Regions from separate parts of the Homo sapiens genome. Here regions 2, 3, 4 and 5 are each linked to region 1. A link is an interaction called in ENCODE POLR2A ChIA-PET data of the cell type or tissue named here. Cell type or tissue: A673. All regions are shown on one strand.

Evidence for each region. Peaks named below come from ENCODE experiments on the same cell type or tissue, not always from the same donor. Only the 100,000 strongest peaks of a DNase experiment are listed, where the experiment ranks them.
Region 2: POLR2A ChIA-PET joins it to region 1 with 11 read pairs; 2 of 35 experiments call an interaction of 5 or more read pairs at or near these places.
Region 3: POLR2A ChIA-PET joins it to region 1 with 18 read pairs; 2 of 35 experiments call an interaction of 5 or more read pairs at or near these places.
Region 4: POLR2A ChIA-PET joins it to region 1 with 17 read pairs; 2 of 35 experiments call an interaction of 5 or more read pairs at or near these places.
Region 5: POLR2A ChIA-PET joins it to region 1 with 11 read pairs; 2 of 35 experiments call an interaction of 5 or more read pairs at or near these places.

The regions. Positions count from the first base shown.
Region 1 is chr14:97,212,843-97,217,842 of GRCh38, reverse strand. No RefSeq gene overlaps it. Among named protein-coding and RNA genes, the nearest start is that of LINC02304, 60 kb to the right of the region's middle. In A673, no CTCF peak of the experiment used is centred here; DNase peaks (open chromatin) are centred at 552, 2,172, 2,932, 3,902 and 3 weaker places; H3K4me3 peaks cover 1,554 bases; H3K27ac peaks cover 5,000 bases.
Region 2 is chr14:97,536,430-97,541,429 of GRCh38, reverse strand. LINC02325 (long intergenic non-protein coding RNA 2325) reads right to left here. Exons shown (of 5, transcript NR_110166.1): 3 at 4,752-4,792. Among named protein-coding and RNA genes, the nearest start is that of LINC02325, 80 kb to the right of the region's middle. In A673, no CTCF peak of the experiment used is centred here; no DNase peak of the experiment used is centred here.
Region 3 is chr14:97,410,009-97,415,008 of GRCh38, reverse strand. No RefSeq gene overlaps it. Among named protein-coding and RNA genes, the nearest start is that of LINC02325, 46 kb to the left of the region's middle. RefSeq lists an enhancer at 2,581-3,102. In A673, CTCF peaks have their summits at 439 and 4,168; DNase peaks (open chromatin) are centred at 1,618, 1,918, 2,838 and 4,178; H3K4me3 peaks cover 3,606 bases; H3K27ac peaks cover 5,000 bases.
Region 4 is chr14:96,842,848-96,847,847 of GRCh38, reverse strand. It overlaps VRK1 (VRK serine/threonine kinase 1), which reads right to left. Exons shown (of 13, transcript NM_003384.3): 4 at 1,684-1,753; 5 at 504-591. Among named protein-coding and RNA genes, the nearest start is that of VRK1, 48 kb to the right of the region's middle. In A673, no CTCF peak of the experiment used is centred here; no DNase peak of the experiment used is centred here.
Region 5 is chr14:97,151,298-97,156,297 of GRCh38, reverse strand. It overlaps LINC02304 (long intergenic non-protein coding RNA 2304), which reads right to left and starts at 1,441. Exons shown (of 2, transcript NR_146554.1): 1 at 1,129-1,441. RefSeq lists an enhancer at 1,708-1,877. In A673, no CTCF peak of the experiment used is centred here; a DNase peak (open chromatin) is centred at 1,887; H3K27ac peaks cover 3,478 bases.

The DNA of each region.
Region 1 (5,000 bases):
ACGGTTAAACCAAGACTGTTGGGTCTTGACTAAGCCAGAGATTGACCCAATTCTCCGGACAGTTATGCAATCGTTTGCAGCACAAAAACGCAATGTCCTACCTGTGAGAGATATTCTTCTTCTCAGTCCCATTCTACAGATGGAAAAAACTGAGGCCAAGAAAGAGTAAGTGACCACACCAAGCACTTCTCCTAGGAAATGGCAGAACTGGAACACTACAGATAACGCAGCACCTCTTCTGAACCCACTGCAGATCTGAGAGATTGTGTCAATTCTTCCCATCCACTTGGGTTGGTTTTTCAGTTGGCTATCCTTCTGCCGAGATACCTGAATCCCAACCCTCATCCCTGTGGAATTTGAAAGTGGATTTTCTGAACCTTTGATTAAAATATACAGTTTTTAGTTTTGGGGTGGTTGAGTTTTTGGTGGTTTTTTTCGCTTGTTTCTTTTGGTTTTGTTGTTTTTGCTGTCTCATCTCCCCAAGAGAAAAACAGCTCCAGAACAGGAAGGACTCCCTCGAGAAGCACCTCGGAGGGATGGGGTTAAGCCAGCAGGTGTGCCGGTCTTGGCATTCAAGGCAAGCCAAAGTACTGGATCTGACGGGTTTTATTGTTTTAAGAGGTACAAGTTCACAGCTTCCTGAATGGAAGTCTCTTCATTTCTTGGAGCCAAGCTTAAATGCCTTTAAAATCTTGGCCTGCCGTTATCCTGTAGCTGTTAATTAAGCTTTGAAAACTTTACATTATGTTTACAGTGCACTGTGCGAATTGCAAAATAAATTAGAACCCGAGGCAAAGAAATTGGAGTTTTCAATAAATGGAACAAAAACCGGAGAGAGTCGCTTTTTAGATAATGTGAGACTCGCTATTTCTCACTCTGATATTTCTTTCTAAGGGGGAAAATGGACTTTGAAAAAATAAACTTTTGCTTCAAAATGTAACACTTACGGGTTCATGGTTTTTCTTCTGCATGGCAGTCTGAGTTGAATAATTCTGCAAAGACAAGGGAGTGATGAAGAAATAAGGAGAGAGTAAATGAATTGTGTGAGAAATGCGTCTCTTTGCAAGTTAGGCAACAGAAAATACAAGACGGCATTAACCATTCACATAGTTAAAAGCAAAAACAGAAAACAAAACTACAATATGGTTTAATTTGTGTCCTAAAGAAGATTCCAGGTAAATTTTATATTTGCTTTTGATTTTTTTAAGCAACCTGTGCTAAATTCAAGGGACCAAAAATAGCTTTAAAAGAAGAGCATAAATAAAAACCCCACACAAGGAAAAACAGCTGATGTTTTTCAAACCTCTAGCCCAGAAGATACTCTTCAGATATATTCTTCAGAACATTAATACTCAATTTTCGAAACAAGGTATGTATGCTTTCTTCCTTCCATAAGTTTCACATTTGGAAAAAAGTGAGCTTAGGAGAGCTTGAAAACTGACCCTGAAAATTATTGTTGTAAAACTGAGCAAATACATAAGCTTTAATGAACAGAAGAAGCAGGAGGCCCTGTGTTTGCATCAGATACATTAATTTTGTTTAGAAATTCTGCCAAATGGATAATTCACAGCAATTCAGTTCTTAAAGTTTTAAGAGAATGAAGAGGAATCTTCATTCTGACTTCTTGAAATATTCGATAATTTGTTTTAAAATTAGAGATTTGCTTTCTGCCTCTCCAAACAGATGCAAAACTGATATAAATTTTAATCGTGCTGGCAGTCCAAGTATACTGTTTATTCAAGTCTTGTTATAAAACTCTAAGTGAAGAAAAAAATAGGAAAAGAAAGACAAAAGAAATTGAATAGGAAGTGTCTCCTAAAACATACCTGGTTTAAACCTGCATTCACACAGTAAGTTTCCTGGAATAATCTCTTAAGGGTAGCTGCTAACAATATGACAGCTCTCTAACCACCCCCTGAAAAATAGCTCTATTGTATTTTCTAATTTTAAAAAATATAGTGTTTAGAAACCGTTCTAAGAATTTTAAGCAACAAGACATAGATAATGAAGAACGATAGATGACACATAATAGTTCAGTGATTTGACATTTTGAAGACCATTGCCCCATCTGCTCCACGCCAAAAAAAAAAAAAAAATTCAGTTAATGGAAGTGAAGATGACAAAGGCCTGAGCCATATACTGGGCTTTGTGAATAGAAGATAAAGAGATTATAATGCTTGCTCCTTCCTTCCTTCCTTCCTTCCTTCCTTCCTTCCTTCCTTCCTTCCTTCCCTTCCCTCCCCTTCCTTCCTTGCTTCCTTCCTCCCTTCCCTCCCTCCCCTCCTTTCCCTCTTGCCTTCCTTCCTTCTTTCCTTCCTTTTCTTCTTTTTTTCTCTTTCTTTTTCATATTTCTTTATTTTTTTTCTTTTTAATAATCCTGTTTATTTGAAGCCTAGCATAGGAGAAGTTGCAAAAAGCCGAGTTTGTAGCCAAAAAACTTGAAGCCTCACTAGCTCTGTTTCTAACTGGGTGACCTTGGCTGGTCTATTTGCTGAGCCTGACTTCATTTCCTCATATAGATGTGGATATGGATATGGGCATGGGAAAAGATAAAGATATAGGAATAAAAATAAGTATGGATGCAGATCTACGTATAGATATAGGTATAGGTATGCGTGTGAATATAGATATGGAAAAAAGATATAGATATGGAAATCTGGACATAGCTATAGAAACAGAAAAGAGATAAAGATAGATATGGAAAAGCTATAGACATGGAAATAGATACAGATATATTATAGATGAGGTGGGATTTGTGGTAATGATATTTACCTGGCCTACTTCACAGGCTCAATGGCAAACAGATGAAAGAATGCTTGCTATTGTTTTTTCGTAAATTGAAAGTGTGAAAAATATCAACATCACCTCCACTTGAAGAGTGCTTAGTGCTTTTTCAAAGAATTTAGCAATTTGAATGCTATGTGAGTAAGAGAGCTTGGGGAGGAAGTGTCATAACTGGAGTTTGCTCCTGCATTCATCCTTCTACAGTTATTCACAGCCTCTCATTGAGTGCTTAGTAGGTAGAGAAGAGAGTTTGCTTTTCTCAGCCTGCTTTTAAGCATAATTTCTAATGATCAGAACAGTTAATAGCATTCATTAAGTACCTTCCTCAGGCCAGACACCATACATTACAAGGTGCCTGACACTCATTGATCACCCATCGTGTCCACACCAGAAAACTAGATGATGTTCTCTCCTTTTGGCTGATAAGGAAACTGAACCACAGAGAGTGGAGAGGAGCAGGTACTGAGTTCACAGCTGGTTAGAGGAAGATCTGGATGCAAAAGCTCAATCTCCATGGCTTTTAAGAAAACAATAATAGAACACAAAAACGTAGGTGCCTTAATTTGTCCACAGGCACGTGTTTCTAGAGATGGGGACATTGGTCCAGCCAAAAATTCCTAGACTGTGCAAAGCACTGATATTTCACTGGCAGAGGTAAGGAGACACAGAGGCCCTTCAGGACAGGGATATTCTAGCAACAGTGTTATTCCAGGTACGAACACCTCTGAGCACAGTCAAAGGGGAAATAGCCATGCATGACCACCTGACCTTGAATCACTTGTGTGTAGCAGTCATTGCCTTAGTGCCTGCTTCACACCAGGCAGGTGGCATGGATCACTCGGCCCCACCCTTCCATCTGAAAGGTGAAAAAATTGAGAGCCAGAGACATTCAGTTGGCCAGGATCATTCAGCAGACAGGCATAGAAGTCTTGAGCCCGTGAGTTCTGGGAGCGGTGATGGTACATTTCAATGAGCACAAGCACAAATTGGAAGGGTGGAGAAGGGTTCAATTTTGCTTGGATTAGAATCATGAGCTGCCTAGCAGGAGGAAATCCACACTCCCGAAGCTCCTTGGTCTCTGATTTCACAAGCACTCTCATGTAGGCTTGGAAATAGAGCACATATACTCTACTCTGATTTCCTTGCTAGAGTGTTAACGTATGCATATCTCTCTGTCCTGGGACACCAGCAGCACCCACATAAATCTGTCTGCTCTGCTAACAGTGCAGCGCTGGGTCTGTTTGTCTTCCAGACTTTATGTCTCCCAGTTCTTTCTGTCCCATGGTGACAGTACATCTTCTGCAGTCCTCCTGTGTACCCTGCAGCACCAAGCAGTGATTTTTGTCTAGCTTTTGCATTTCCATGTTGGCTATAAAGATGTGCATGACCCGTTGACTTGGGTCTTTTGACCTTTGACACATGCGCAGCCTTGAATATTTCGAAAGAATAAGAAACATTTCCAGTTCCCCATTAACAGGCAGAAGCTGAGTAAAAATGAAATGCCCGAGAACCCTGTTATTATCATTATTGGTTAGCCCATGCATGACTTTCTTCCCACCCCAAAGCTATTTGGACCTACCCATCCAAAATTTGAATGTCCATGCTTGTTTTGAACTGGAAGCTTTAAAAAGTACACCCAGGCCAGGCATGGTGGCTCTGTAATCCCAGCACTTTGGGAGACCGAGGCAGGTGGATCATTTGAGGTCAGGAGTTTGAGACCAACTGGCCAACATGGTGAAATCCATTTCTACTAAAAACACACACACACACAAAATTAGCTGGGTGTGGTGGCACATGCCTATAATCTCAGCTACTTGGGAGGCTGAAGCAGGAGAATCACTTGAACCCAGGAGGCAGAAGTTGCAGTGAGCCGAAATTGCACCACTGCACTCCAGCCTGGGTGACAGAGTGGGACTCCATCTCAAAAAAAAAAAAAAACAAGAAAAGAAAAAAGAAAGGAAAGGAGAGGAGAGGAGAGGAGAGGAGAGGAGAGGAGACCCAGCCCAGCCTCTAACTCTCTAAGGCTCTTTAAATAAGATACTTGCCCTCATTTTCTCACCTTTGTAGTAGGGATATTAAACCTGCCCTGCTAATATTCACAGTGATGGTGGTGATAAAGATGAAGATGGTGGCTAGCACCTATTGGGTGTTTATGTTTATATTGTGCTACTTCAGTCTTTACATATTTACATGTAATTCTCATCATTACCCTATGA
Region 2 (5,000 bases), 320 kb before region 1:
TGTTTCCCCCACCTGCCTGGGGGCGTCTTAAGAGCAGTAGCTGTGCACTTTTGGTGCTGACGTTAGACTGGACAGAAAATAGACAGCAAGTAAATGTTTGTTGAATGAATAAGCAAACTGATCTCAAACTGCGTAGACAATTTCTTCTGTTATATGCTTCAATTGCTTTAAATGATTACAGTTTTGGCTTTTGGGGTTTTTGTTTGTTCATTTGTTTTTTATAGGGTCTTGCTCTGTCACCCAGGGTGGAGCTCAGTTGTGTGATCATAGCTCACTGCAGACTCCAACTCCTAGCTCAAGCAATCTTCCTACCTCATCCTTCTGAGAAGCTGTGACTACAGGTGTGCGTCACCACACCTGGCTAATGTTTTAAGTGTTTTGGAGAAACAAGATCTCGCTCTGTTTGCCAGGCTGCTATCAAACTCCTGATTTCATGCGATCCTCCTGCCTTTTCCTCCCAAAGTGCTGGGATCACAGGGGTGAGCCACTGCATCCAGCCAAATACTGACATTTTTAAATGAAGACCTGTGGCAGATGCAGTTTAGGTGTCTGAAAGTCCCTGAATTCTGATTGCCTGTGTACAGGTGCACCTTACCGGGAAAAGATTATGTCACACGGATATCAGTCCAAGTTTTTTGAGATGCAGATGCCCAGACAGGAATAGACATGCAAAAGATTTCCTTAAGGAGATGCCTAGGATGCGGGTATGCAAAGGGGGTGAAGGGAGACAGGTAGAACCGTCTGGCAGTGACAGAGATCTGATCCATGTGAAGCAGAAAGGGAAGGAAAGAAGGTTGGGCAGAAATGTCTGCATCTGTAGTGCCGTTGAAGGAAATACTGCAAGGCCCTGAAGGAGTCTTCAAGCAAAGCTGCTGGGTGAGGAAGTCCTGGGTTTCGCAGGAATGGGCCTGCTGTGTTCAGTCTTTGGCCAAGAGCATCCTCTGGGACATGTGGCCTGAGAACTAACATAGCGGTTGACAGATTTCAGAGCATAGCAGCTGGAGCCCTTGGTCAGTGATGCCCTGGAGCTCTGAGAGGTGGGTCTTCATGTCCACCCCACCTTAAGTCTCAAAAAGATCAATAACTCTCAGAACAGTGAGGAAGCACCGCTGCACCTGTGGGACTGGGCAGTGGCCCTATGGTTTCATTGTGACGTTTTCAGGGAGAAAGTAGATGCCAGCATCTCCTACAGATTCCAGATTTTTATCCCTTGAGTGATACCAACTTACTCTATCACCTTGACCCAGCCACATTACAACTTCCAACCTCAGCTTCTCCAGTCCAAATACAATGTGGAATGTTGAAGAGAGAGCCATTGGATTGCTGCCCAGGACAGAACTGGCTGAGACATCTATGTACAGGTATGGAGAAGAGATGAGTCATGCTGACACTTAATGGGGATGGGAAGTCTCAAAATGCCACTGACACGACCAGTGTGCATCATTGCTAGTGCTTATTTGTACCTACAATTTGCCAGGCACTCTTCTAATCACTTGACATGTGCAAAATCATTTAATCTGAACTCTTCCTTTTCCGTCCTCCCATTTTACAGATGAGAAAACTGCAGCACAGCGGCATAAGTAACTTGCCCAAGGCCACACTCCTAATAAGTTGTGGAGCTGGGTTGCAAACTCAGACACTCCAGCTCAAGACCACGCACTTAAGTACGAGGCTCTGCCAAAGGGAAGGAGAAAGTAGAACCAGAATGTCCCCAAGAGGTGGCCTGGGAAGATGGTGTCATCCAGATGTGGAGAGAATTTTCCACTCAGCACGTTCAATGAAAGAAGCTCCTGCTGGAGCCAACAGCACAGGAGACAACGGCAGGGCTGGCCCTGGGCCAGCAGAACCTTGGCCTTCCTCTGCACAGATTGCATCTTGATTGCAGGTCTTCATCCAGCAGCCACATGCGAGCTTTAGTGAGACTTTAAACCTTGTCACATTATATTAGTCCATTCTCATGCTGCTGTATAAAGAACTGCCTGAGACTGAGTAATTTATAAAGGAAAGAGGTTTAATTGCCTCACAGTTCCACATGGCTGAGGAGGCCTCAGGAAACTTACAATCATGGCAGAAGGGGAAGCAAACGTGATGTCAGGAAGGAGAAGTGCTGAGTAAAGCGTGAAAAGCCTCTTATAAAACCATCAGATCTCATGAGAACTCACTGACTATCATGAGAACAGCAGCATGGGGGTAACCACCCCGTGATTCAATTACCTCCCACTGGGTCTCTCCCACGACATGTGAGGATTATGGGAACTACAATTCAAGATGAGATTTGGGTGCGGACGCAGCCAAACCATATCACACGTCATCAGCAAACTTAACATTTCTCTCTGTGTGTAGGTGTGTGTGTTTAAAGCTAGAATAAAAAAAAAACATTTCAAGCTTGTGTTAAGACCATTTTCAAGATACAGCCCTGGAGAACGTGGTGGGGTTTCCCCCATGGGTCCCTAGTTAAAGAGTGCCACATAAGATGCCCCATCAGGCGACGGGGCCCTGCAGGGCCCACACCCTAACCAACATCATGGTGTAAGATCAACAGATAGATCTGTTGTTTAACTGCATCTCCAGGACATTTCAAGCAGGGTGGAGCTTCCTGGGGGACAGAGATGAGGGGAAGCAGCCCCACCTTTATTCATTCAACAAATACTTACTGAGCACCTATTATGTGCCAGCCATTGGCAGGTGCTGGGGGAGCATCAGTGAACTTGTAGTGGAAGAGACAGAAAATAAAGAGAAAAATAAAGGGCAGCATATAAGAAGAAAACAAAAGCCAGTGAGAGAAGATAGCAGGAGGCATGGAGTACCATCCTCTAGGTGGGATGGCCCAAGTGGCATTCAGACAGAGATTGGAACAGGTCAAGAGCAAGACTAGGGGCTGAGGGAAGGGCCAGCATGAGGCGTGGAAGCAAGAGGGATGAAGTGGAAGAAATAACCATGGAAATGGCAGAGGCGGGCTGTGGAGGGGCTTGAGACCTCGGTAGGGACTTGGGTTTTTAACCGACAGCGATGCTCAGTTATAGTTTGGGGGTTTTTTCTTAAATAATAGACTTTATTTTTAGAGCTGTTTTAGGTTTACAGAACAATTGAGCAGAGAGTACAGAGAGTTCTCACCTACTCCTCTCCCCTCACACAGTTTCCACTAAACGTCTTGCACTAGTGTGGTTCATACGCTAAGATCGATGAACCAATATTCACACATTATTATTAATTGAAGTCCTTAGGGGATATTGGGGTTCACTCTTTGTGTTGTACATTCTGCGGGTTCAAATAAACGCATAAGTGTCACATATCCACCCTGATGGCATCATCTACAATAGTTTCACTGCGCTAAAAATCCTGTGCTCCCCTTGCTCACCCCTCCTCCTTCGCCCTGAAACTCTGGCAACCACTGATGTTTTTACTGTCTAACTTTGCTTTTTCCAGAATGTCAGATAGTTGGAATCATTCAGTATATAGCCTTTTCAGCTTCTTTCACTTGGTAACGTGCATTTACATTTCTTCCATGTCTTTTCATGGTTTGATAGCTAATTTCTCTTGATTGCTCAATAATATTCCACTGTATGGCTGAACTCCAGTTTGTTCATCCATTCCCCTATTGAGGGACATCTCAGCTGCTTTCAGTTTTTGGCAATGATGAGTAAACATTCGTGTGCAGGTTTTTGCTTGGACATTTGTTTCCAGTTTATGTGGATACAAGCTCAGGTGCACGCTGGCTGAATCATAAGGTAAGACCATGTCTAGCTTTGTAAGAAATTGCCAAACTGTCCTCCAGAGGAGTGATGGATCTGATCTGGGGGTTAGAAGATTCATTTGACTGCTGGTGGAGAAAAGAGACCAAGCAGGCCAAGCTGTAACCCTGTGGGCTAGTGCAAAGTGGGTGCAGCCTCTGCAGGCAGGAGCTGGCAGGAGCCAAATGACTGGGGACACAGCAGAGGGTGTGGTGGAAAAGCACTGAGTTTGAGGCTCAAATCTGTTTCACATATGGCCTATCCATAAACAACCATATTTGTACATAGGTGCTGCATTTTTAAAAGGTTCTTGAAAACCCCCACCCTGATGAGCTTTGGGGTGACTTCCAGCTCTGTGATTAGAAAAGGCTTCGTTCAAACAGCAAGCAAAAGGTTCAAAAAGCTCCTTTTTCTTTGCATAGTTCAAGAAGATGGTTTGTATCGTATCTAAACCTAACAATTTAGCAGGATTTTCCTTTGTAGTAATTATGTGATGATCAATGTCTCTGTCTTTCCTAGGGGGAAAACCTACTAAATATATGTTCTATCTAAAATTGTTGTTTTTATTGTTATAAACCAGGACAAGTGAGGTGCTGTTTCATATTTAGCAACATATAATTTACCTCTTGTACATCTTCCTTTAAACTTATGGTTACCTTGTCTCAAGGTAAAGAGCGGCAAACAATGAATTATTGTCATTATCTTATAATCAAGTACAGAGCCGCCAACAATGGATGTCATTATGTTCTAATGGGGAAATAACCAGCCAATTCTACAGTGGTCATTACGGCAGCAAAAATTAATAATGTTCTGACTTTTTTTTTCTCCCCTTTTTTATTTTCAACACCAATTAAAACTGTTTTCAAGTGTTTCTTCCTACATTGTCTGAATCCCAGTTAGCAAAATGATTGTTTAGCAAATGTGATCTGGCAGCAGAAACCGAGGGATTCTGTTCCTTTAATTGTGAGCCAGTTAAAGGGAAGAAGAGTCTTTCTATTTTCTGGGGCAATGTGTACTTACCTGGGAGAGGAGGAGCAGCGAGGAGAAGGAATCTCTGAGGGCTGGCAAGGAAAAAGTGAGAACTGTATGACACTATTATAAGTAACGCAACTCATCAATCCTTGTATAACCTCATGAAATAAGTATTTTTAGCTTCCATTTGCAAATGAGGAATCAGAGGCTTACAGAGATGAAGTCATGTCTCACAAAAACGTAACCAGGAGGTGCTGGACCTCAGACCTATGTTCTGTGGGTGGGGCCTCAGGGCCA
Region 3 (5,000 bases), 200 kb before region 1:
CGTTTGCAGTGACCCTATCTGTGTGCCCCTCTGCATGTGTTTCCACGTGTGTCTGGACGACAGCCCCAAGCGTGTGGACGGAAGGCAGCACTTCACAAACAGCCAGACAGAGCACCACCTCTTTAGTGCAGCAGGTAAGAGAGGTCTGTTGGATCTGGCGCCTCTTTTATTTGCCATAATTTGGCAGGTACTGCTCTGCGCGGCTGCAGAACTGAGAAGGTGAAGCCCTTTGATGCAGCCTCTGATGGGCGTCGGGCACAGCACACCATCAAGGCAATTCTAGCCTCTAAGCCCCGTGATGCTTTCTTTTCCAAGCTCAGGAGCTTCATTTGAGAGAAAAAAACATTAAGCATAATTCACCAACCTGCAGGTTTTCTTTCCCTAACCTAGCAACATTTTCAAAAGAAAACATAATTCTAAGTGGTTCCAAGGTTTAACAGCGAGGCCAATTACCTGGTGGACATTTCTGGAGATGCAGCCACCATGGGAAAGCTGCTAAGAAATTCTAGTCGCTAAATTCTAATTAGCTGACAGGCGAATTCCTGTTAAGTTTCTGTTTTTCATTCAGAGACGCTATGAATGGGTCTGATCACTTTCTGGGAAATTGTAATTGTGCATGTGTATGTTTAGAAACAGGAGGCCTTCCAGTCCAGATTCTGGTCTTGGTATTTGGAAGGACCAGGCCTTGATTTTGAGCAGAAATAACCACGTTCTTCTGAGCTCCTGGTGTTTTGACCCCGTAGCAGCCGCAGCCCAAGGCCCGCAGCACCTCCTTAGAATCCCAGTTTGCTGCCAGCACCTAATTGGTATGCTAATGCCCAGAGCTGCCTCAATTTGTAATTCTTCCCTGGAAATGGTATTCAGATTTCTGCATCCCCTCTCTACTAAGAGAAGGACGCTGGGAGATTTTTTTTTCCCTTCGTCTGGTCAAACAGGTAAAATAAACTTAACTCTGGTGACGGCAGACACATATCCCCTCCCTGAGGCCTTCTTTAGTCTGAACGGAAAAGCGGAAGCATGGCCAAGTGAAAATACTGATCTTTCCATTTGCCGACGAGGAGCAGGGGCCGGGGGAGAGGCCAGGTTCCTTTTACAAACTGTTGTTCTCAATTATCAATTTCCAGCCCTTTGTGCAAACTCAGGGCGATGCCGTTCCAACATCTTTACTTAGAACTTGGGGGGAGGCTCCCCTTTGCTTAAGATAACCCCTTTTCTTTGTATTTGAAAATAAATGTAAAGTTTACCTTGGGAACAAATGATTAATGAAGTGTTTTCAGTGTACCCCAGCTGTTCACTATAATAGAAGAATAATTTGATGTTTGGGGTTCTGAAGCCATTTGATGGCAATTGTGTGTTTTTTTTGTTTTTTTTTTGGAGGGGTCTGTGGGGTGGGGTGATTAAAGGGTTAATATTCAAATCAGAAATTTGCAAGGCCTGCATAATGGGAGCGCCACCCTCATAACAATAGGAATTTTTAACAATATCCAGCCTTGTTAGCAAGAGAGTTACATGCATTGAGGGCAATCAGTGTGTCTTGTCAGTTTCTTTTTATCTACCATCTCCAACCGCCGAGGAGCCGAAATGAAGCACTTTGGAATTATCAATTTCAGCCACATTTGCATAACAAAGCCCCCGAGGAAGAGGCATGATAAATGTGAAGGACCCCTCTTGGAAAAAGAACTGTCAACCGCGCCCCGAAAGATTCTCCGACCGAGCGCATTCTCCCGGACTGCAGTCAGCGAAAATAAAATGAAAGCATTAAAGAAAGTCATTCTCTCAGAGAGAAAAATCTCCCCCTCTGCACAGAGAGAACTGGATGAAATGACATTATGCATATGAAAATGTCCAGAAAGATGTTTGATTTATGTATGCATTAGATGCAAATTCCATTACGGTGCGCGCGCTGTTGTGTGATTTGGCGCTGAACACATCAGCGCCCTGATCAGATCTGATCTCATTAATTCCGACAAGGAGAGAGAGAGGGAATTGAGAAGAATTTATGGCCTGGACACTTGAAAGAAGTAAATTGTAATTCTGTTTAAAGCTGTAGCGAACCTTTTAAACACCTTTTATTATAGGAAAGAAGCACTCACTTTTATAACACTGTAAGGACTTACTTAATCCTGCACTGGGGGCTCTGGTCTTCATTTAGGGGGAAAAAAATCTATGACCTTGTTTAGGGGAAAGAAAAAAGAAGAGGAAAATGTCTGTCTTGAACCAAAATTCAGGGAAAACATCACAATAGTAGGATCAAAGGAGAAATGATGCCTCTGTGAATAATTGGGTAAACGTTTGGTTTTAAGGATCGTGTGTTTTGTTTTGTTTTGTTTTAGTGGCTTAATATTTTCAAATAAAATACCAAACAGTGAATGAATATTTTTATGGGACTGGGTAACAGATTTACATTTTAAAATGTCTTTATTTGCATTACAGATAAAAGCGCTACTAACAATATGTGACGGGAGATGCAATGGGAAAAGTTATCTTTTGAAACCTCTACTTATTAGGACTGCTTTGAAAGCACAGTCAATTTCAGACCAATATGAATAATAATGATAATAATAATAACCCCACTGCCAAAATAGTCTTAAGGGGAAATACATTTTTATAGGGAAAATCCCAGATTGTTTCTCTCTATTAATAATGATTCTTATCTTTCTTTTGCTCCTGAACAAGACCTTAATAAGTCGTTTCCTCCTTTCAGGAGCAATAATCACCCTTCATGGGTGAGATATCCTATATTTACTTGATAGCGAGTGTAAAGCCGAAAGTGTCTCAATATGTTATTGCATCAAGGAATCATGGTTCCTCCCCCAGCATTCATGACCCCCTGGGGTGCAGCTTTGCCTGCTAGAGTTGCGTTTCCCTGCGCGTCTTTCATCTTCGCCAGCTATGATTAACTGTCTTCCCAGGGCCGGAGGTGGGGGCAGAGACTGGATTCGGAAAACCTTAGTTACCGGATCATGTTTGATTTTAGATGGAAATGAAGATACCGAGGCGGAATTCTCCCCCAGTGCAGCCTACAGCTTCCCGGGGTAATCCACTCCAATAGAAGTCATTGTTGGGTTTAGCAAATGTTTATCCAGATTGATGCAGCAAACTTACATGTGAACGCAGATAAACAGCGACTCGGAGGGCAAAGGGTTCCAGAACCAGGTGAACCTGCTTAAATGTCACATTTTGTCAAAGGCTAATCCCCTTGTCGTTCCTCATTTCCACCCAAACCATAAAAGTATCTCATGTGTGCTGTAGATATAATTATAGATGGAACCCGCGTATTTACACTATGCATCTGTGTCCCTACTCTTCCGTGCTGTATGTTTTAAGGACACAGGCAATGAGTAGCGGCCACTGGTTTGCCCACATTCCAATGCATCACATCGGCAAATCAGGAAAATAATTGGGTTTTCCTTTGAGAAGAGAGAGAAGGGGGAAAAAATCCTTCTTCCTGTGATGTTTTAAAAATTCAAAATTTCCTCATTTATCTCCATGTTAGCTCTAACCACACAGTTGAAAGGTATATTTAGACTGCAGATACTGTATTTTAGAATGTGGAATTTCACGTCCTCTCACTTGGGGGACTTGAAAGAATTGTGCACATTTTGAATAGGCTTGTCTGCAAGTAAGAGGGAAAAGAACTTACCTTGGCATTATACTAGTGAGATTTTGGTTTTTTGCAAGGCATTTAATGTGTCTGTGTATGTGTGAAGGCATGCATTGAAATACAGAGCCAGTTTGTTCACCTTCAATTAAGTTCTCCCTCAAATATACACGGAAGGAAATGTACATATTATATTTTATAAATAATAAGGCTTGGGGGTCAGCTTTCTCATATCTTCACATGGTTGGCCAGATCTTAGTGTGTCTCTCTCTCTCTCTCTCACACACACACACACACCCAGTGAATGGGTAAGGCTTGGTGATTAAGGTCGTGCTGTTTGTTCATCTCTGCCCTGGCTAATGTGATTGAATTGGAACAATACCTTTGAACTCCTTGGCTCTGATCTGCATACTAATTGATCCCAAGTCCTTGACAATGACCTTAGCCGCCATCCACCCATTCCTGCAAAGGCTGCTCGGCCCTACTCAAAAGTTGCTATCAAAATCCAGAAACGACACAGAAAGTCCCTTTATAAAGAGCGTCTTTGAGCAGTGTGTTACTCCCTAGCTCCCCCTGCGAGATGCTTTCAGAAATAAAAAGTATTTGTCCAGGACTGGAAAACAGTTTTGTCGCGGAATGCTCAAATGTCTGTGGAGTAACCGCAAGAGCAAAGGGGGAGAAATTCGGTTGTCAAAACTTACCCTCGTGGTGATAGGTAACATCTTCTCCTAAAATAAAAATCCGTGATGATAGATTCTGTGCAAGATGTTTCCCAAAATTGTCTTTGAGATATCAGAAGCCTGCACATACATCTCACTCTTCTAAAAATCAGTGGACAGGATCAGATCCTGCCTTTATTTAAAATCTGAATTTTTTGTTCATTGTGAATTTTGGTGCATTCATTTTATTTTTTTAAACATTGCATCCAATTATCATTTTTCTTAATTACTGCCTTTTTGGCACTCCATTAAATTTTGCACCCAAGGTGCATGCCTCAATTCTCTCACCCAGATCCCAGCGCCCCCAGCATCTCTGCTGTAGTTTTATAGTCTTAGGAAAGTTCTGAGGAAAGAAATTCGAACAGTGGAAAAAGTATATTTTTCCCAAATTTACACATATTTACCTATAAATTTAAGTGGGCACAAAAACAAGTGAAAGTATAATAATTCATGGGGATTCGCGTATCTCTTTAAGGTAAAAAGGTGCTGACATACGCACACACACAACCACACATCCAAAGAAATTAAAGACAAAGAACCACATTGTTGGTGACTTTTAAAATTGTACTGTGCAGTAATGAATTAACCAGTAGCTAGAAGGTTTCCATTAATAAACCAAAGTTATATTCTTTGTGTGACCTTGAAAACAACAACAAAAAAAGTCTCTTCTGGGGAGAAAA
Region 4 (5,000 bases), 370 kb after region 1:
CTCTAATTGTTTCAAACATTTTTGTTTTCACTCACCAGCTAGACTAAAACCCTCATAAAGGGTGAGCCTAATCTTGTGTGGGCAGATTATGTATCCAACATTTCTGTGTGGGCAGAAATACCAAATGGAATCCTGAAGGGGTTCCCTTTTGCATGAAGAACAGAGGCGTTTTTGTTTGTTTATTTCTAAAGGCAAGGAGGAAAAAAAGGCAGGGTGTTTGGCTTTGTTCCTCCTTGTCAGTTGGGTTCCAGTCAGTTGATACTGCTCTGCAGAAGCTCCCTGACTAGAGAGGCACTCCTATTCTAATAAGGCATCATAGCCTGCTGCTATGGAAAGCAGAGGACAGAGATAACATCTTATTCCTCTCTGTCACATACACTCCACATACTCCAGAGGGAGGCCTAGTAATATTGTAAGTGATCAGTAAATAATTACTGACTAAACCAACTAAATAGTGAATGTTGCAAAAGGGAAGGAGAAAGACAAATCACACATATTTTTACCTTTTTCCATTTTTGTCATGTAGACCAGACCCCCAATACTTAGGAACACCCAGGTACTTCAGCTTACGGGTACGAATCCATTTCTGAACTACAAATTAAAACAGATCTTTGTGATTTCAATTGTTATACATAAATGATAATTTTTTAAAAAATCATTAAGAGCAAAATGTATTTATACATGCAATAAGAATTCACCTGTATTCATAAAAAAGAAAATGAAGAATACAGTATAACGAATAACGAAAAGCATTTTACGATGAAAACATTTTTATTAACCTACAAAATTGTTATCCTGCCCTTAAAATTGTCTTTAAAATGAAAAATCTACAAAAAGCATTTTTTTTAAATCAAAACTACAGTGCAGTCATTCCTTTGTTCTAGGGGCTTGGTTCCAGGAACCCCCACCCCTCAAGACACCAAAATCCAGATGCTCAAGTCCCTCATATAAAATGGTGTAATATCTGCATATAACCTCCACACATCCTCTTATATACTTTATCTCATCTCTAGATTACTTATAATATGTAATACAATGTAAATGCTATGTCAATAGTTATACTGTACTAGTTTTTTATTTGTATTATTTTTTATTATTGAATTGTTATTTTTTATTGTAGCTTTTTTTTTTTTCTGGAATATTTTTTATCCCTGGTTGGTTGAGTCTGAGGATGTGGAATCTGAGAATACGGGGGTGGACTATCCTGAAGTTGCAGTTTCTCTCTCTAATTATGTAATGTTTACTTGCTTCTACAGGAAGACCTATTTTTCATACCAATCTAAAAGGTTTTTCTTCCTCAATATAAAAGTCCTCAACCAGGAAATCAAGATCTAAGAGACATGGAAGAAGGACAGAAGGGACCAAAGTGACTAGGAGAGGTTCTGGCTCTCTACCTTGATATCCTGTTCTATTTCATCAATAATTCTCAATGTTTAACAATATTTCCTAAATCATAGGTCATTTATTATTAACTTCATTCTATGTATCTATATAGATAAAATCTTGATGCAACAAACCCATTAAAAGACCAGAATTCTTTCACACAAATCCCATGTAAGTGGAATTTATAAAGCAAAAAAATAACAAAGAGTCATAAAATAAGATACAATGCTCTAGGTCTTGGCTTAAAACAAAAAACTGGTCATTTTAAAAGTGTAAACGTATGTGTACTGTATTTCTTACTTTGCTCTGGTTTTGCAGCTCGTTGGTAGAACTTTAATTCAGTAAAAAGAGGTCCATTGTCACTGGGTTCCTTAAAATATAAGAGTTAATTAGTACTAGCAGTAGTTAAAATTACTGAGATATTTTCAATGAACCTTCAAAAAAGACCAACAAATCTATTTTTCTGTCCAATGTAATTTTGATACTTAAGTTTATAACTGTGTTAAGATTAAGTCAAACTCCTTAGAAATGTTCAGAGAAATATTAGTCTATATTTCTTATATTGCTCAAGTTCCATTTCTATAAGTGATAAATTATACAAAATCAGATATATAGCTCAGCCTGCAGAAGTTTAAGAAAAATGTTTAAACTAATTTTCATCTTTATTAAGCTTTCCCTTAAGCAAAGATGAGCAATCATCTTAACTGTATCACCAAGGGGCTATAAGATATTTCTCAGATTTAATAAAATTTCAATACCTAATTTAACCAATTAATGCCAAAATCCCATTCCTTTCCTGTTTTCATTACACTTATATCTACTTTATCAGGACTGGCAAAAACAGACCTTACCACAAAGAAGAGCCCATATTATGCATCTCCTGAACAAGCATGCACTGTCCACTAACCTGCATCCTTCCTTTCTGACACAGATTCCTACATTTGTCAAACCAAACATGGGGCTCATTAACAATTGTTTTCTACCAATGTTATGGACTACATTCATTTTATGTTTTTAGAGATATTAACAATTAAAATTATTACTAAAGAGACATACATTCACAAAAACGTATTTGCACAAACAAGAAATAACAGCCTGTCAGCAGTTTTGCCTTGTTAAATAAATATGTAAGAGTGGAAAAGATCTTATAATTCTGTGGACTTTTTAAATAGTAAATTTCATCTGATTAAAATTAGTATTTATTTAATGTCTGGTATTTTGTGTTGGTCATTATTTATTGGGAATTAAAAAAAGTTTTTAAAGCAGTGAAAACTTCAAATGAGGAAGCTAACATTTCTAAACTAATTTTAGGGTTGCTTTTCTTTTTAGGAGGTATGAGAAAAAAATTATTTTGGGCAGAATATCTTGGTTAACTGGAGTTCAAAGTTAAATAGAGCATTGGGGGAAGTGAGTAATGAGGCCTACTACCTTAAATGAGTGACAACTTATAGTTTTGGGTTGCTAGAGATGACTTTTGCAAGCACTTAAAATATGTTCACCTTTTCTTCACTCAAGATACCCTCAACTGTAGAAAACCACTCCATACTCTCTGCTCTAATTATCTCAGATTTCTTATAATTCAGAAAATAGGAATCCCCAATTAAAGTACTTAGAAGAAGGCCTGGCATAGTGGCTCATGCCTGTCCTGTCATCCCAGCACTTTGGGAGGCCAAGACGGGCGGATCACTTGAGGTCAGGAGTTCAAGACCAGCCTGGCCAACATGGTGAAACCCCATCTCTACTAAAAATACAAAAATTATCTGGGCATGGTGGCGAGTACCTGTAATCCCAGCTACTTAGGAGGCTGAGGGAGGAGAATCACTTGAACCCAGGAGGCGGAGGCTGCAGTAAGCTAAGATCGTGCCACTGCACTCCACCCTGGGCAACAAAGCAAGATTCTGTCTCAAAAATAAAAATAAAGTACTTAGAGGAAAACGGATTAGCCAATCTGCAGACTCAGGCAGTTATTAATGAGCATTTAACAGTAAATGGGCAACACACATTAACACTTGGATCACAACCTGAAAACAAGCGTGCCTTATTTGTTACAGGTAAGTATACTTTTCACCTTAACCTTGGAAGACAGTAGTATCATGGCTTGGCATGCAACAACTCCTTAAGAAGGAGGAACTAACCAACATACTGAAAGTATGAGTGCTGATTCCTTAACTTATGGACTCAGTACCCAAGTTCCTCTATAACCTATGGCTCCTTTCCTAGCAGCAATAATAGCTTGACACTTGCAAGCATTTGCAAGAGACACTTGCAGTGTTTCCAGCCAATGGCTAAGAATAGGTCTTTGGTAGGAATCACAGAATCAGCGTTAAGAAAAAGAAATTCAAAAGGAGAAATTCTGGTAAAGTTCCTCTCCAAAGCTTACCTTTGGAATAGCTCATTTATATAATTCAGGTTTGAAAGAGGTTTTCCTAAGACAAATCAGTATAAAATTCTGATTTATTCAGTTTCAACCTATGTCATATCAACTTTAACTTTCAAGTTTTCCTTCAGGCAATAATTTATTAAACCTATAATAATGAGAATCAACCATATAAATCAGGCTATTATAATGAAAGCCCACTACAAGGAAGGCTCTCTGAGCTCATTTCATACTTCTTCTAATCCAATAAACTTCCATTATCACAAAATAAAGGAGCTACTTCCTTGGCATTGCACTCTAGCCAAAGCTAGCTATTCCTGTTGAAGAAAATACCTTAACTCATAACTAAAATTTTATTAACATATTTCAAATCTAAAATACTTTGCCAACTCTATAATAGCCAAGATTTAGAAAAGAAATTGGGACTGACATTTTAACTAGAATATCACTAAACGTTTCTTTAAGACTTCTAAGTGTCAAAATGAAGATGACAACAGAAAAAAAATTAAAATGTGATATATTTCAATGGCACCAGCTAAAAGCAACTGGCTGCCATTTAAAAATGAAGCTGTACAAAATTTCTCCTTCCTACCAAAAAATTATGATATATGAATTAAAAATTCAGGTCACTTCTCATAACATCAGTGAGGAAAATCAAACATCAGTCTGCAAACTTCTTTCCAAGGAACTGTGAAATACAGATTCTTATCAGTTCACATCTGAAAAGGACCACAGTACAATGACCTGTTAGGATACCATCCAAAAGCCTGACCTCTGCCTCTAGTTCTGCTACTGACATGACTAAGGGTAAGTGCAATTCAAAGAACTACTAATTTCATATTAAGTCTGTCAGCAAGAAAACACAAAAGAAAATTTCTTTCTCCTTGCATTATCCAACATTTCTCCTGCACAGTTACTTTCAGAAATAAAATACAGTGTCTGTTCTGTAGGTCAAGGATTAAAGCCCCAACCAAAACCAGAGACCAACATTTGGTACATGTGAGAACATTTTTATTATGTGCCTAACATCTACCTTGAATGGGTATGTCTTAACTTCACTCCAATGCCAAATAAGAGATTTGTGGGTTAACTATCTGGAGCTGTTTCATAAGGCAGATACATGTATTATCAGCAATAACCAACTTTTTGACAAAGCGTCCACATTAAGTTAGAAACCCTTACCAGCAGCAGAGGGTACCTGCACACCCTTACTGAAATCAAGGATAAAAATGTGCCAGCC
Region 5 (5,000 bases), 62 kb after region 1:
GCTGAGAGGAAGAAAGGAAGGAGGGAGGAAGGGAGGGAGGAAGGGAGGGAAGAAGCAAAAAAGGAAGGAAGGAGGGGAGAAAGAAAAAGAAGGAAAGGAAGAAACAAAGGAGGGAGTGAGAGAGAGAGGAAAGAAAGGAGAGGGAGGGAGGGAGGGAAGGAGGAAGGAAGGAAGACACTGGACTCCTTGCTAGCCCACAAGCCCACCCTCCTCTTGCCTCCACATCTTGGTCTGATGCTGTTCTCTATGCCTGAAAGCTGCTCTCCCAGCCCTCTCTGCCTGCCGACGTCTTTCTTGTATTTGGAGACAAGCGTCAGCTCCTCCTGGTCTATCCCAGAAGGGAGTCTCTGCTCCCACCTCTCTCCTCCTCCAGCAGTTTGTTTTAGGCACCATCGTAGTCAGGGTCCCAGCAGGAAGCAGAATTTGCCACAGATGGTTCAAATGAAGAATCTTTAATGAAAAGACTCTTAACAGAGGTGAGCAGGGTTAAGAGGACAAAGATAGGATGGCAAGGGCTCAGAGACAGGAAGCATCAGGGAGTGGTTGTCACCCCTAGGACTGAAGGGACAAGAGCAGGAAACTGGAGGCAAACTGTACAGGAGGAGACATCAGGTAGGACCCAAGTTGTGAAGGATGCAGCTCTTGCAAAAGATGCAAAGATAGAAGGAGTGGGAAGAAAAACCTAACCTCCTTTCCCTTCTTGGAAGCCAGGTGGCCAGAAAGCCTGGGCATGAATGGGAGGCTACAGGGCCAAGGTTCAGGCAGCAAAAACAGCATGTGCAAAGGCCCTGTGGCAAGAGAGAGCTTTCAGGGGGTAGGAGGAACTAAAAAGAAACTCAGTGCTGCTGGCCAGCTGAGAGCTGGGGAGGAGACAAATGGGAGAAGGGGTGAAAAAAAGAGGCCGCAGGCGGACCATGTGGGCCTTAAGGATACAAGCCCCACCTCCTGGTTTTCCTGGGGCAGTCCTCAAGGACACCTGTTGTCCCAGAGGAGGCATTAGTAATAAGCTCCACCCCCTAAAGATCCCTGCCATCCCCCCAACACACACACACACACACACACACACACACACACACACACACACACACTTCACTCCCACAAATGGTCCTGATTTGAACAGTAACTTACCTGGCCAGCCTTTCCACAGGGTGTATTGAAGAGCTCTGTCTTCACTGTAAGAGTCGGGATCCCTGAGGGTTGCAGGCAGTGTGCTCATTGCTCGGATTTGCATTTGTAAAGGGTATTCGGGTAGCAATAAAGCAAATGAGTTTTAGGGGCCATGGCATCAGGCCTGATAAAGATGCTATGGAAGTCCTCCAGGGTACCCTCGGACCTGCCTTTTAACATTCATGAGCTTTGGGATAAAATCCAGATGCCTGGGCCAGCTTCCCCCTTCCCTGTGATCTGCCCCACTTCCTTCCAGCCCCACCTCCTGCCACCCGGGCAGCTAGGAGCCCATCCTGCTGCAACACAGGTGCTCATCCTGCATCACAGGCATCACAAGCGCTCATCCTGCTGCAACACAGGTGCTCATCCTGCATCACAGGCATCACAGGCGCCCATCCTGCTGCATCACAGGTGCTCATCCTGCATCACAGGCTTCACAGGCGCCCATCCTGCTGCATCACAGGCACCCATCCTGCTGCACTTCTCGCCACTCCCTCATGGCCCCAAATCCTTGCTGTGCCCAGGTCTCTGCAAAAGCTGTGCCCACACACTGCACCACTCTCCTCTCCTCTCCTCCCCATTGCAGGCAAGCTCCCATTCTTCAAGTGAGAATCTGCTGATACACGCAGGTATTCTGTTAAAGGATCTCGTCACATCATTCTGTTGATGTGACATTTTCCATCTCTCCCCTATTATACCATGAACCACACGAGGATAGAGGGCTTGTCTTTTCCATGACAATATTTAATGTATTTAGTCCAGTGTCAATAAATTAGTAGAAATGAGGGAAAGAAAAGAAAGGGGGAGGGAGAAAGGAATAATGGGAGGAGAGGAGGAAAGGAGAGAGGGAGAGAGGGAAGGAAGAAAGGAAGGAAGGAAGGAAGGAAGGAAGGAAGGAAGGAAGGAAGGAAGGAAGGAAGGAAGGAAAGAAGGAAGGAGGGAAGGAAGGAAGGAAGGAGGGAAGGAGGGAGAGAGTGAGGAAGGGAGGGAGGGAGGGAGGAAGAGAGGAACTCTCAGGTGACTCTAAGCTATTTGTGATTCATCTTTGTTTGCAACTTATCTGGAATCTTGAAGTGAACTTCGGGGACCTGTTAACTTCTTCTTACACAATGCTTTCTGTGATACTTCTTTCCCTTTGTTCTAATTTTTTCCAAATCTCTCAAACTTTCAACGTCCCACACTTCGAGTTACATCGAAGCCCACTCCACTGCAAAAACTTCAACTTGTGATCTTGTTGTCTCAAACATCCTAAGGTTGTATAATAACCAAATGTCTTTGTTCTCACGATGAGAGTATGCATCAAGAATCAAAGAAGCAAGAGGAAAAGGAACGTTCCAGGCTATTACTGTAACAATCCAATTACAATGCCTATCAAACTTAACTTCACAGGTTATAGCTCCTAATTGCCTGACAAAAATTGACACTTCAGTCGCAACAGCATAATATAATCAGAGTCCAAATTAAATTTGATCGTGGGCAGAAAACGATGCTATCATTTGAAGGCATGGAAACAGGAGATCAACTAGCATGATACCAGGGATCAGAAATGAAAATTATTCATTAATGGCAATGCGTTTCTGATAATGGAAATGACACAGTTCAGACGGCTTCGTAAAAACACTATTAATTAAAAAGATGATAGACCTAACAAGCCGTAGAAACCAGAGGACTTTTTTTGGGGTGTGCTTGTTAAGGTGAAAGACGACAATGTGTAAGAACAGAAGTTGATGCACTTTCGTTGGAAGTGTTTCGCTGACGCATGAGCCAAGTTTACTGGCCATTGCTTTGTGAAGTGACATTCTCCAGGGGGCCATGTTCCAGGACTATAAGAAATAAAAAAAAATAAAAAGAGTCTTTGGCCATAATACAGCTCTGCAGTAAGTGCAAATGGTGCTGGCTGTAAAATAGAAGGGCCCAATTCATAAAACAAAAGGCTCAAGGGAGTTTGGGGTACAGTAAAAGAAAAATAGGCCTGGACAACTCTTGAAAGGGTGTGTGTACGTGTGTGTGTTGTTTTCCACCTTGCAAGTTCTGTGTGATTTGTCCCAGAGGGTGGCATTAGTGATAAGCTCCACCCCCCAGACCTCCCTGCCCTCCCCCCAACACACACACACACACACACACACACACACACACACATACACTTCACTCTCACAAATGGTCCTGATCTGAACAGTAACTTACCTGGCCAGTCTTTCCACAATCCCTAATTTAGGGGATTGAAATACACAAAACGACAGGCAAATCTCAGAGCCCATCAGGGTTTGGGTACAGAAATTTAAAGTTCCTTTTTTTTGTTTGTTTAAAACACATCATAAGAAAATAATATCCTTTGAGAATGAGTTATGTGTTCATGTTTTGAGCTGTCTACTCATTCAAACAATATTTTTTGAGTGCCTTTGATATATTAAGCCTCATCTTATGATCAGGGGGGAATTGCACTGAACCAGACAGACACTGTTTCCTTCCTTAGTCTGGCCAAAAAATGGGTGTTGGCCAAGTGCTTAGCCTTGAAGAAGAATTACAGAGAGCGAGACCAGAAGTACTAACTGTGTAGAGGCCAAGAGGGCTTCTTGGAAGAAGTGACATTGAAGGTGAGACCTGAAGTGGAAGATTGGTGAACGATAAGGGGATGAGAGTGAGGGAAGAGTCACAGCTTAGGAAATGACATATTGGCACCTCCAGTTATAACTGTGGGCACAGCAAGGCTATGAGGCTTCCCAAAATACTAACAAATACTACTATTGCATTCATCGAAGGAAACGGTTCAACTTAACTTGATGCTGTAATTAGCTTTTAACAGGGTGAAGGGTCTCCGTTATGGGATTCTTGCATTAAAGGCATGAGACGCAGAAGACAAGAGAGGACAATGCTTTCCCCCACCCTGTTAGATTCAGGTGCAGCCGTGTGACTGACTGTGTTGATCACACGTGGGCAGGATGGCTGTAGGCCGCTTACAAACAGAATCCTTGAGAGTCATCTCACAGCTCCACTGAGTTCTCTTTTCCTTCCCTCCTAAGGACTGGTGAAGTCCCAGGCTGGGTCCCCTCCCTCAACCTGAACCCCATGGTGAAAATGATGCAGCACCCCCTACCAGGGAGGGGTAGCACAGGCAAGAAATGTGTCCTTATCTAGGTCAGCCACTGTGGCTTTGGGGCTCCTGTGAGGGCAGCTCAGCCTAGCCTGTCTTCATCAGTGTAATAGCCAGGCGGGCGTGCAGGGAAGAAGGAGCCAGGGACTAAGGGGTGTCCTTAGCATCTTATCAGAACCCAATGGGTTAAAGAAGCAGGGAAATTGGGGCCTGAAGGAGAAAGGATCTGAATGGGTGCTGCTTCAGAGAGGGAGATTCCAGTTCCACCGAAAGAAAAACCTTCCCGTGAGATTGGCACCTGGTCTTTGGCAATGGTTTGTGAGGTCACTTGAAACCCTGAGACTCAGTGATTTTCTGATTCTGGACAGGAAGACAGATGTCACCAATCCAGGGACCACCAGTGACAAAATATGAAGAACAACCAGTAGCCTGGGTTGTTCTGTCCAATTTGTTTCAGTCTAGGCCAACATCATTCAGTGCAAACTCTATTTTGAGCCAAAAAAAGTGACCTAAAATGTTGTAAAATATGCATACTGCAACCCCAGCATTTCCACCTTCTATTCTTCCCCTCTCCTCTCTCTCCTTTCATCCCTCTCTCCTTCCTCTCTCAATCTTTAAAGAATAAGGAGGCTGGCGAAAGACACAAACCTTATGCGGGGAAGGACATCTGACTGCCATGCAGAATTTTCACAATTCCGGACCCAGGGTAGCCCTGCAGCAGAATCGGGTTCTCTCAACTCAG